Linked DNA regions of Homo sapiens: region 2 is linked to region 1. A link is a contact called in ENCODE Hi-C data. All regions are on one chromosome and are shown on one strand. The core of a region is the stretch at or near the end of the contact, and the rest is flanking DNA. Distances in the headings are between cores, read along the strand shown. Region 1 holds the start of CRY1 (cryptochrome circadian regulator 1). Region 2 holds the start of PRDM4-AS1 (PRDM4 antisense RNA 1).

Region 1 (3,457 bases), core at 699-3,198:
GGGCTGCTGTAAAAAAGCACCACAAATTGGGAGGCTTAGAACAATAGGAACTAACTGTCTCGCAGTTCTAGAGGCCAGAAGTTCAAAATCAAGGTGTCAGCAGTGCGACAGTCCTGTGAAGGTGCTAAGAAAGGATCTGTTCCAGGTCTTTCTCCTAGCTTCCAGTAGTTCCTTGGCTTGTGGCAGCACAGTTCCAATCTTTACATGGTATTTTCCCTGTATGTATATGTATTTCTGTGTCTAAATTTCTCCACTATATGAGGCCACCAATCACACTGGATTAGGGTGCACCCTAATGACCTCATCTTAACTTGAGCATGTACAAAGACCTTATTTCCAAATAAGGCCACATTTATAGTCATTGAGAGTTATATGATTTTGGGGACACACAATTCAACCAATAAGAATTGCCATCTCCTTCTTTCTTTTAACTTTGCCAAACACACTGGTGGCCAACAGCACTCACTCACTCACTCATTCATTCATTAAATAAGCATTTGCCTATGTCAGGCTCTGTTCTGGTGTTGATGCAAAAAATAAAAACAAAAGAAAACTGAATACAGACCCAGTCCTTGAGAAATCACACTTCAGAGGGAATCAGAGGCACATTATTATGATAATAAGTACTATTACTGAGTTGGTATTGCTAGGAATGGGCACTTTTCAACTAATTTTCACGGTAGTGTGAAAAGTGATGTAACAGAAACATACTTGGAGAACCCAGGGAGGTCCTAAATTTGCCCTAGGGATCAGGAATACTTTCAGAAATTAGTTATTATTTCATCTGAGTCTAAAGGGATGCGTAGAAATATCCTAGGTAGCTCAAAGGTGGTAATATTGAGTACTGGATTCCAAAGAAGAGTATTTTATAGAGGAAAAAACAGCAAAGGTTAAGAGACAAATTGTAAACCCCAGGAGGGGTGGGGTTTTAGTCTGTTTTATTAAGTATCTCCTGTATCTCTAGTGCTTTGAACAGTGCCTAGTTCATTCAAAAAGTAATCATTGAATGAATTTAAGGGCATCATATATCTAAGGGATGCCATGGCCTGCAGTTCACTGTCGCTGGAAAAGTAGACAAACGTCCAGTTTCAAAGAGACCGGTAAACTACATTAAATGTAAGAGACGAGGGGTGAAAGGTTGATGATATATATCGCTAGTATTAAAAAAATTCCAGGAAGTCCAGGAATGCCTGGCATCCGTCCTGCCAATTACCCTTTTCCCCAGAGTATGTACAAGGGGGAGGAGGCACCCAAGGGCCAGGAGAGTGGAGGGGCACAGCTCCACAATCTCCAAAGTAGGGTTCTCTGGCCAAAGCAGGATTGAAGCACATGGTTTGGACTTGAAATGTACGTGGAGCCTCCCACTCTCCTCCTTCCACTCCATCCTCCCCTCACTCTCCGCCCGACTCCACCACTGGCTCCTGAAGGAAACCGGACAATTTCCAGGCCCTCCCCAAATCCCACGGGAGGAATCGCCGAGCGCGCTCCTGCCCGCCGGCCCCGCCCCCTTACCCTCTGGAACGCAGCGAGAGCGCACGCGCGCCTAACGGAGCAGCGCGCGCGCCCGCAAGCTCCCCGCATCCCCGTGCTCATCCGGGTCTCAGCGAGCCTCGGCCAATGGTGGCCGCTCATGGCCCTTGGGGGCGGGGCTAAGCCTTCCCTCACAAGGGGCCTGTGGTCAACGCGATTTGCTTCCAAGGGACGGCCACCAGTCGGCACAGGAAAGGGGCAGAGGCAGTGAGTTCAGCGTGTGGACGAGGGTCAACAAGTTTGGGATCAAGCGGCTGCCGCTCCTCCAAAAGCGACCGAAGCGCGAGCAGATTACCCCTCCGAGCCAGTGTAGTAAACACACTTCAGAAACGTGAGGTGCCGGTGGTCACGAGGGGAGCGCGCCCTCCAATGAGGAGCCGGGGGCGGGGCCGAGGCCGCTGACGCGGCGGCGGCGGCAGAGTCACCCGGGCAGCCTCGGGACCGGTCACCGGCCGGCAACCGTCCAGCGGCCTCGACCACCGCCTCTAGCCTCCGTTCCCGGTCCTTTCTCCCGGGCCGAGAGACAGCGTCGCCGACAGGGGCTCATTCCCCTCCGGTTCTCCTCGGTGACTCACCTCGGGCGGGCCGTTTTGTCTTTAGGGGCCGCCTTGGTGGGGCGAGGTTTCCGTGACGAATCTCCTGGGGCCGTCCGTGCCGGCTCGGGCCGTCGTGGCGGCTCGAGCTCCTGGAACTTGCTCAGGCTCCGGAGGTCCGAGGCCCTCGAAGTTATGCGTCGCCTCCAGGCGGTTGCGGCGGGCGCGGGCTCCTAAAGGGCGTCACACCCGGACTCCGCCGACTAGGCAACCTCCATTCATCTTTCCACTGCGCCTCCGGCGCCCCCGCCTTCTCCGGTCCCCTCCTCGGAGTCATTTTTTCCTGTTCCCCCTCTGCCGCCCTTTCCTCACGCCCCGGGTGAGGCAATTCTCTTGGAAGCGAAGGTGTCGGCTATGAGCCGGAGCCTCCTTCCTTGAATTTCTCCGTGGAGGACCCGCCGCGCCCCCCGGCATGGGGGTGAACGCCGTGCACTGGTTCCGAAAGGGGCTCCGGCTCCACGACAACCCCGCCCTGAAGGAGTGCATTCAGGGCGCCGACACCATCCGCTGCGTCTACATCCTGGACCCCTGGTTCGCCGGCTCCTCCAATGTGGGCATCAACAGGTGGCGGTGAGTCACAAGCCCGTGGGAAATGGATTTGGGTGTTTAATGAGTCTGATGTTAATGAATTCCATGCGATCCGCCAAATCTGTGAATTTAGACGTGGGACTGTCTTGCTTATACCGCTTACGAATTTTAGGTGCCCTAAGTATTAAATAGAATTGACTTAATACTTCTCTGGCCAAAGAGTACTGACGACCTGAAACACTCGGTCTTCATCAGTGAGTTATGTGTCTTTCTGTGCTAACTGGAGCTCCTCCCCTGAATTTGTGGAGAATTCTTAGTGCTGGAGTTAAAGAAACACCTTTCCTGTCCTTAGTGGCCATTGTATATGGATTCCCTTGGCCTTTTTGTGGCATTCGGAAGGATTGTGATGTTTCCTGTTTACGTTTGTGTCTAGGTAACTCATAGTATGGAGAAAAATCATTCATTCAGTACAGCAGGCTCCAGATCCAGTGTTCTTCCACCTTGAGGTTACTGTGGGAAAAGCAAGGGAAACAGCATTATCTGGTTTCTCTGCTCGGTTCTTTTTCTCAACTCCTCCTTGTGGTTGCCGAGACAAAGCACAGTTTTTCTTTCTAGGCAAGTTGTAGTCCTTCTAGGGATCAGAGCACTGAAAGAAATCTTAGAGATGCTTTATGATCTTTTCCTGAAACACCAGGCTACATGATTGTTAGGCCCCCTGGTGGAAATAAAAGCATAGCTCAACAGATAGACTCTTGATCACTTAGCATGTGCCAGGCACTGATTTAAATGCTAGGGATATAGCAGTG
Region 2 (3,457 bases), core at 344-2,843, 640 kb before region 1:
AACGGGAGAGACACAGTGAGAGAAGGCAGTCATGAGCAAGCCTGGAAGAGGGCCCCCACCAGAACCCAGCCAGGCTGGCACCCTGATCTCTGACTCCAGCCTCCAGGACTGTGAGAAAATACGTTTCTGTTGAGAGAATGAAAGAGAAAGAATATGAGAGTTCCAATCTCTTCTCATAAGGACACTAATCCTACATCATGGAAGCCCCATCCTCATGACCTCATCTAACCCTAATTGCCTTCCAAAGGCTCCACCTCACACTGGGTGTTAGGGCCTCAACATGTGAATTTGGGGTGAGGGGGGACAAATATTTGTCCAGAAGACTGCCCATTATAATTGCCTGGAAAATGTGAAAAACAACAATTGGTGCTAGGACCCCATCCATGGGAATTCTAATTTAATTGGTCAGAGTTAGAGCTCTGGCCTTGGTATTTTAAAAAGCTCCCCAAGTGATTCTCGTGGCCAGCCAGGGTTAAGGACTACTGACTTCATCCACATGCAAGATTGATTTCCACAATGTCTCTGGCAAGTGGATATATTGTTTCTTAAAGATCACACAATTATAGTTTGAGGAAAAGTTTTGCTTGAATCAAGTCGATATCAGCCTCTATCCTTTCATTTTACTTTTGCTTAACAAATGTGGATCTGGACTCCTTTTCAGGGTGAGAAGATATGGTAAGCCTCTTTGCCAAACTTTCATGGGATAGAAAGAAGGTTTTGGACTGTCAAAACTTAAAGCTGGTATAAGTCATTCTTATAAGAAGCACTGTTCCCTCAAAATGGTTTTGAATGAGGCTTTAGGCTTCCTATGGAGATCGTTGGTAAAATTTTCAGATGCTTGTATTTTTACTTTGGGGCATTTCAAAGTGGATATAGTAGTATTAGCAGTCTTTTTATTTATCTACTTAAAAAAAACAGCTACAGCCCTAATGCCAAATGCAAGAGGAGTTCCCCCCCTAGTGTCCCCCGAGAGTGGAAGGGTGGTGACAGAACCTGGCTTTGCCCTTCCTGTAAGAAAGAGGAAGTGAGCAGAAGAACAGTGATGTTTACTCCCCAGGTCATCTTGTCTCATGGCTTTAGATACCGTCATATGATTTATGTCTCCACCCTCATACACCTCACCATCACTCAGCGGCTCTGATGCTGGATGTTCGCTAGGCAACTTAAATCTTATGTGTCCAAAACTCAACCCAGTATTACCCCATGAATTTGATTTCCTCCAGTGCTGAGCAGCTCATTAAATGGCACCACCATTATTCACCTCAATGGTCAAGCCAAACACCTTGAAGTAATTCTCAACTCAGTTTTTCCTTCCTTCCTTCATTCAACTAACACCTTGTCCAGACCACCAGCTTTTCTTCTATGGATGGCTTCAGTAGCCTCCCAGTTGATCTCCCTGCCACTACTTGCTGTTTCTCCTCATCTACTCCGCAACACAGATGAACACACATACACACAGTTTTCTGTCCGCAGTGCCAGAGCAATCCATTTCAAATATAAGTCAGATTGTGCCTGTCTCCACTCATACATCTCTGGTGGCTTTCCATCGTATTTGTGTTAAAAGCTTTTTACAGCAGTCAGAAGGCCCTTTATGATGTAATAGTACTTGGCTACCTCTCCCTTCACCTTTTCTTACTTTTCATATTCTGCTTTGGCCACTCTGACCCTCCCCTTGCTACTCCTTGAGCATACTAAGCACATCCAGTCTCAGGGCCTCTGCCTTAGAAACTTCTCCCTCCAGATGCCTGCATGTCTTCTTCCCTCCATTCAGGTTTCTGCTCAAATGTTATCTCCTCAGGAGGGCCTTCCTTGACTATCTTATCTAAAATAGGACCCCTTCACTTTTACCTGGCTTCGTGTGTTTTCGTAGTCTTTATTGCTATATGATACCACGTTACACATTTGTTTATGCTATAATCTGTCCACTTAGAATGTAAGCTTCATGAAAGCAGGGACTTAGTTTACCCACATCCTATAGCCCTAGCATCTAGAACAGTGCCTGGCATAATTAGACACAGTAAATATGTGTTGAATAAACATCTAAAAACCATCAGAGTAGAAGATGAAAAGTCAGACTTTTGGTAGGGGTTTTGTTGTGGCCTTGGGCAAGTTCCTTAGTAGTTTTTATGCACATGATGTTTCCCATCTGCAGAATTAAGAGGTTGGATTAGATTGGTGGTTTTAAAACTGCTCCAGGGAATTCTAAGGGTTCTTCAGTGCCATCTGTTGCTAGAAGAGGATGAGAGAAATGCTAAGGAAGCCAGGCTTCAGAACGCCCGACTGCACCCTCTCACTCCTTCCAGGATTTTATTAATAACCTGCTTTAACTGTTTCATATTGGGCTTTCATAAAGACATGGGGTTCAGCTACTCAAAAAAAAAAAAAAAGCTAAAAAATTCCTGGTCTGTGTGATCTCTAAGGTTCTTTTCAGCTCTGAAATGTCTAGGCCAGGGTTACTCAAACCTTGACATTATTGACATTTTGACCGGGTTAATTTTTTGTTGTGGGGCTGCCCTGTGCATTGTAGAATGGTTAGCAGCATCCTTGGCCTTTTCCTACTAGATACTAATTATACCACCCCTCCCCAGTATAACAATCAGAAAGGACTCCAGACATTGCCAAATGTCCCCATAGAGGCAGTCGCCCCTACTTGAGAACCACTAGTCTAAGAAAAGGACAGAAAAATGGTAATTCCATAAAAGTGGCATCCAGGGAATACAAATAACGGTGTAATGAGATACCATTATGTACTGGCTAATTGGCAGACATTTTCAAATTTGAGTCTTCCAGTTGAGAATATGGGACAACCAGAACCGTCAATGATGGATGTGTATATTGAAACAACTACATTGGAAAACCGTTTGTCATTATCTTGTAAAGTTGAAGATGTGCATATCCTTTGATTTAGCTATATAGTTCTTGGGTATGTGCCCTAGAGAAACATGTATTGCAGAGCACCATACAAGTATAAAAATGTTCAAATGCCAGGTACAGTGGCATGCACCTGTAGTCCCAGGTACTTGGGAGGCTGAGGCGGACAGATCACTTGAGCCCAGGAGTTCAAGGCTGTAGTGCATGATGATCACACCTGTGAATAGCCATTGCACTCCAGTCTGGGCAACATGGTGGGACCCTGTCTCTAAAAAATAATAATAAAAATTTAAAAAAATTTAAAAACGTTCTAGCACTTTTGCTTGTGATAATAAAAAACTGGAAACCACCAAAACATTCATTAGCTAGAGACAAATCCAGTACCATAGATAAGTTGTGGTGTATTTGTATATTTGTAAATAGTATACAGCAGTGGAAGGGAACAAACAACTGATACAGCAGCTTGAATGAATTTTATGAGCATCATACTGAGAGAATGCAGCAAGACAAAAGAAATACATATAGAATTTACATAGAATTTGAGAATTTACATAGTATTCTAAAACAGGAAAAATGAGCCTACACT

The links. Hi-C counts contacts between places; a loop is a spot of excess contacts on that map. Pooled maps may share reads with other maps.
Region 2: a pooled map shows a loop between it and region 1 (4-fold over the local background). The contact joins the promoter of PRDM4-AS1 here to the promoter of CRY1 in region 1. A Hi-C loop is called at or near these places in 2 of 168 maps with a recorded cell type or tissue (PC-3 and endothelial cell of umbilical vein) and 1 of 50 pooled maps.

The regions. Positions count from the first base shown.
Region 1 is chr12:107,092,040-107,095,496 of GRCh38, reverse strand. It overlaps CRY1 (cryptochrome circadian regulator 1), which reads left to right and starts at 1,948. Exons shown (of 13, transcript NM_004075.5): 1 at 1,948-2,693. The coding sequence starts at 2,536. RefSeq lists silencers at 1,477-1,556, 1,887-2,116 and an enhancer at 1,657-1,806.
Region 2 is chr12:107,734,691-107,738,147 of GRCh38, reverse strand. It overlaps PRDM4-AS1 (PRDM4 antisense RNA 1), which reads right to left and starts at 1,593. Exons shown (of 5, transcript NR_120474.1): 1 at 1,201-1,593; 2 at 1-126. All of the region lies in intron 11 of PRDM4 (PR/SET domain 4), which reads left to right.